2 separate regions of the Mus musculus genome follow, and region 2 is linked to region 1. The links are chromatin loops, found by intact Hi-C in ENCODE. Cell type or tissue: heart. All regions are shown on one strand.

Evidence for each region. Hi-C counts contacts between places; a loop is a spot of excess contacts. Peaks named below come from ENCODE experiments on the same cell type or tissue, not always from the same donor. Only the 100,000 strongest peaks of a DNase experiment are listed, where the experiment ranks them.
Region 2: it touches region 1 in a loop (2.2-fold over the local background); 5 of 42 quality-filtered maps call a loop at or near these places.

What each region holds. Positions count from the first base shown.
Region 1 is chr13:31,807,065-31,809,564 of GRCm38, reverse strand. Foxc1 (forkhead box C1) reads right to left here. Exons shown (of 1, transcript NM_008592.2): 1 at 1-2,500. The coding sequence starts at 2,357. The coding sequence ends at 696. Among named protein-coding and RNA genes, the nearest start is that of Foxc1, 1.7 kb to the right of the region's middle. In heart, CTCF peaks have their summits at 1,068 and 1,269; DNase peaks (open chromatin) are centred at 924, 1,234, 1,974 and 2,084; H3K4me3 peaks cover 2,500 bases; H3K27ac peaks cover 2,500 bases; H3K27me3 peaks cover 1,382 bases.
Region 2 is chr13:32,017,881-32,020,380 of GRCm38, reverse strand. All of the region lies in intron 7 of Gmds (GDP-mannose 4, 6-dehydratase), which reads left to right. The region is part of intron 1 of Gm35672 (a long non-coding RNA gene); the gene reads right to left. Among named protein-coding and RNA genes, the nearest start is that of Gm35672, 11 kb to the right of the region's middle. In heart, no CTCF peak of the experiment used is centred here; a DNase peak (open chromatin) is centred at 1,260.

The DNA.
Region 1 (2,500 bases):
CTGAATGGCAATTTATTAATAAACAAACAATGGATATGATCAACAAAAAGAAAAGGATGATAGAAGGAGATTAATACAGTTTCCCTTTTTATAATGAGAGAAAAGGCACATTTTAAAAGTTTCAGGCAATTTAACTTGAAAAGCTTTTGGAACACTTTCTGGTGTTTGGTCCGTAACATCCAACTACAAATTAAAAATAAATTACTATGTTGCAATTTACATTTAAAAACAAGTCCATGAATAAAAAGAAAGCGATTTTCATAAACAGGTACTTTCCCGTTCTTTCGACATAGGATAAAATATCTTACAGGTGAGAGGCAAGGCAGAGGCAGAGGGGCAAGACGAATGAGCAGGAAAGCGAGTCTCTGAACGCAAGAAACTTACGTGGTATCTGGAGTAAACTGTCCTTTAATAAACCATGATTTTGTTGTCTGTACAAAATAGTTTACGGTTTTGCTTACTTAGATAAGGCAAAAATGGAGGAGGTTCTGCATTAATCTTTTAGGAAAATAGGTTTTCTTTGAGCTGATGCTGGTGAGCTGAATTTCAGGAGAGATTCTGTTCGCTGGTGTGAGGAATCTTCTCAAGTTTTAAAATTTGTATGTTTTTAGTTTCGATTTTGCATTGCTGGATTCTTTTACTGTTCCTGCTCTGGGGTTCCATTCCATTTGGCTCTAAGAGTGCCGGGAATAGGGTCAGAATTTGCTACAGTCATAGACGAAAGCCCCCGACGTGCGGTACAGAGACTGACTGGCAGGGAAAGCCATCTGACAGCTACTATTCCCATTCACCGGGGAGTTGTTCAAGCCGATCCGCTGAGACTCGAACATTTCCCGCACCGAGTGGAAGTTCTGCTGCTGGCCAGGGTAGCCTGCGGCCGCCGCAGCCGCCGCCGCGCTCGCCAAGTGGCCCAGGTCTCCACCTGCCTGGTTCAGGTACCACGAGGTGAGTCGGCCCTGGTGGGATGCAGGGTGGTGGCTGGCCTCCTGGCCGCCCCCGCCATGACTCAGGGACGAAGAGCTGCTGCTGGTCGCTGGAGGCAGCGAGTAGTCGGGCAGGGGGTCGTCCACCGCCGCGCTGCCCGCGCCTCCCGCCGGACCCTGCAAGTGGCCGCCACGCTCGCCCGCCGCGTACAGGCTCATAGCCTGCAGGTTGCAGTGGTAAGTGGCGGCGCCCCCCGTACCCGCAGCGCTGCTGCTGCCGCCGCCTCCGCCGCCGCCGCCACCCCCGCCGCCCGAACTGCCCGCACTGGAGCTCTGGCTGCAGGGGGAGCTGTAGAGGGAGCTCTGGCCCGGAGAGTAGGCACCCAGCGCCAGCGGGGGCGCGATGCCCGCGCGCGAGGACGCAGCCGCCGAGGCCAGGAGGCCGGAACCGAGCTCAGCGGCCGAACCCTGCGGCGACCCCCGCAGCGACGTCATGATGTTGTCCACGCTGAAGCCCTGGCTGTGATGCGGCGGCGGCGCAGGCTGTGGCGGCGGCGCGGGTTCTGCAGCGTCCAGGCTGAGCGGCCGCGCCGACGGCAGGCTGCCCGGGGGGCTGCTCCCGCTCGACAAGCTGCTGCTGCTGCTGTCGGGGCTCTCGATTTTGGGCACTGTGGCGGCGCTGCCGCTGCCTAGGGCGGCAGCCGGGGACAGGGGCTGGGGAGGCGAGGGACACGTACCGTTCTCCGTCTTGATGTCCTGGATGCGCACGGGCGGCGGCTGTGGCCCGGGAGCGGAGCCCTCGGCCTGCTCCGGGGGCGCGGGCGCGGGCTGGCGGCCGGCCTGCGGCGGTGGCGGTTCTTGGAGGTGCAGCCGGCCCTTCTCCTCCTTGTCCTTCACTGCGTCCTTCTTCTTGAAGCGCCGCCGCCGCCGCAGGAAGCTGCCGTTCTCGAACATGTTGTAGGAGTCCGGGTCGAGCGTCCAGTAGCTGCCCTTGCCTGGCTTCTTGTCGTCGCGGGGCACCTTGACGAAGCACTCGTTGAGCGAGAGGTTGTGCCGTATGCTGTTCTGCCAGCCCTGCTTATTGTCCCGATAGAAGGGGAAGCGGTCCATGATGAACTGGTAGATGCCATTCAGAGTGATCTTCTTGTCCGGGGCATTCTGGATGGCCATGGTGATAAGAGCGATGTAGCTGTAGGGCGGCTTCACCATGTCCTTGGGCTGCGGCTGCGGCGTATAAGGCCCGTAGGCGCGCGCCATGCTGCCCGGGTACTGCTCGGCGTGAGCAGGGTGCGAGTACACGCTCATAGGGGCCGGCATGGCGGTGTAGCCGCCCCCGGCCGCCGCCGCGGCAGCGCGATAGTAGCTCTGCTCGCCGCCGAGGTAGGGCACCACTCCCAGGGAGTTGGGGCTGGACACCGAGTAGCGCGCCTGCATGGCCCCGGCTCGCCGCCGCCAGGCGCAGCCCGCCGCCCCCCACCCTCGCTCGGGCCGGGCCGCGCCGCACCGGCCGCCGAGTCCGAGTCCGGGCCGCGCCGAGCTACCGCGGGCCCCTCCGCGCTGCGTCTGTCCCGGCCGCG
Region 2 (2,500 bases), 210 kb before region 1:
TAACTTTCCTAATTTCCATTTTAGCTACACACACACACACACACATACACACACACACATACACACACATTGAGGACAAACTATTCTGCTGAATAGCCTGGAACTTACTATGTATACCAGGTTAGCCTTGAATTTAGAGATTGTGCTGCCTATGTCTCAGTGTTGGAGTCAAAGGTATGTACCATAGGCCCAGCTTCAGCCACTGTATTTTAAAATACTAATCCTTCATAAGTTTTCTAAATTAAGTTAAATAAAATCTATTTATATATTGTAAATTTTAGCCAAGATCTAAGCTTCACCTTGTGGATTCAGTTGTTGGTATGCAGACATCTTCCTTTAGGGATGAATAGGAGGAATACTGGGGTTGTTCTCAGGATTCGGGAGAATGTATGCATTGTGACTCTCAGGGCAACACATTTCCTGTTCAGAGACTGACTAGAAATAGAGAAAAGCTCACTCATGGCCTCAAATTTTACTTTGTTTACTTAAGGAGCAATTAATTCCTTCATCCACAGATTGTCTTACGCTAGAATTGTGAATTTTTTCACTTCACTACCCTTTCATCTGATGAAAATTATTCTTTAAACAATCATGGTTATAGCGTTAAACTTTGCTGGAAGAACTAGGCTATCCAAAATATGTGAGGTGTATAAAGTTTTGTTTCTGCACAAAGATTTTTTTTTCATGAGTCTAGACATTTCTTTCTTGAGTAATTTACCATTTAATTACATTGTGTTATGTTCTCTCAGGAAGGGGAGAGGAAGAGAAAGAAAGAAAAAAACAAAACAAAACAAAGAAGAAAGTTTTTTTTAAGGTGCAGGACATTCAGGATTTAGATTTCACCTTATAAACTTTTATTACAGTGTCCTCCTCCCTTCTCTGTGCCATGAAATAGTGAATCACTCCTGCTGGTCTCCAAGGACAGATGCTGTTCTCATGTTTTATCCTGACACCTCAGAGATGAGCTTTCCATATGAAGGAAGGGAGGACATTTTATGCATGCAGTGTTATTCTGGGGCCTCCCCTTTTCTAGGAGTCTCCTTTGCATGGAGTTTTGGTAGTGAAGTCCAGTGGGTGGTGACATTTGATCAATTCCTTGCTGATTAATGTGCCTGAGGGTGTATGCCAGCCACCCTTTGCCCCCTTCCAGTGTGTTGGCTATTTAAAAAAAAAAAAAAAAAAAAGTGGCTTTCATAGGCTCTGCTGTCCAACAGGCTGGGCACAGGGCCAGCGGCGCCAGCAATTTTCCGTCCTTTGTATGAGTGATCAGAGGCCAACCCCAAAGCAACTGACAGTGGTTGCACTCAGCACTGCTAATGATCTTCAGTAGCAGAAGACTTCCTTCCTCCTGAAGCCTGAATGTTCTGCTAGGGAAATGTGTGATTTGGACAGCTGCCACAGAGACAGTCTGATCAAGTTCATTGTATGCTTCACACCTCCTGGTCTGCAGCAGGCCAAGCTCTGCCCAAAGGGAGAGAGGGAAAAGTTCGCTTTTAAGTAAAAGGTTCTCTGTAAATGTGTTTTCTGAAATGTAGTATGCTCCCATGCTTACCACACACCCCAAATGTTTACATCCAAGCCAACCATCAGACACCAAATGATTTTTAAGCCCTGCTAGTCTTTGGCTCTCTCTATCTTCACCTTTTCCTTTTTGCTTTTTCATCCTGAGTATGCAGTTAGCAGCCTAGTGTTGCTGTGTGGTAATGCCTATTCAGAAGCCATTCCACAAGTGGCTGCTACATGTCTGCTTCTCCCTAAGACAGAAAAAGACAAGATGAAACTCAGTGGGACCTCTGACTCTCATGTAGTTCTAGCTCAGTTGTGTAAGTACTAGTCACCATTCATTTATCAAAATTACCAGCTTCCCTGTTTCTGTTAATTTGTTGTAGGACATATGAGCTATGACCAAGAAGAAACCATGTCCTAGGATCATTTTTAAAATTCATGAAGAGATAGAAATGAAGCAGGTAAAAGTTGCTATAACTACCCCAAAGCCTTTTGCACTGACCACATAGATCCTAGTGTATACGAGAACTAGTCTGCCACAGACAGGACACGTGGCTTTGGAGTGTGCTGCCAGGCCCTGGTCATTTTTACACCAAGGAGTCCTCAGCAAGCTAGAATAAAGGACTGTTTACTACCTTGAGTGGCATGACATTCTATAAAGGTGGTTTTTAGTTTATTAAGTGGTGTTTGCCCTAAATGCTGCCTCTGAGACTTTTCCATCTCCCATAATCCTTCAGCTGAGTACTTCATAATCATACCAAGCACACTGACATTAAAACTAGCCTCTGTTTGGGATTCTACAGCTCTTAATGGCAACTGTACAAGGAGGAATTATTATTTGAGTCCTCATTTTTCCAGAGAGACTTAAGAAATGACCTATTGTATGCATCACAGTAATTGTCTAAGGCCAAGACTTTCATGATAGTATCACCCAATCAAGTGAAAAGAGCACTCAGCCAATGATTTGTCCTTTGGCTCCAGAGGTATAACATGA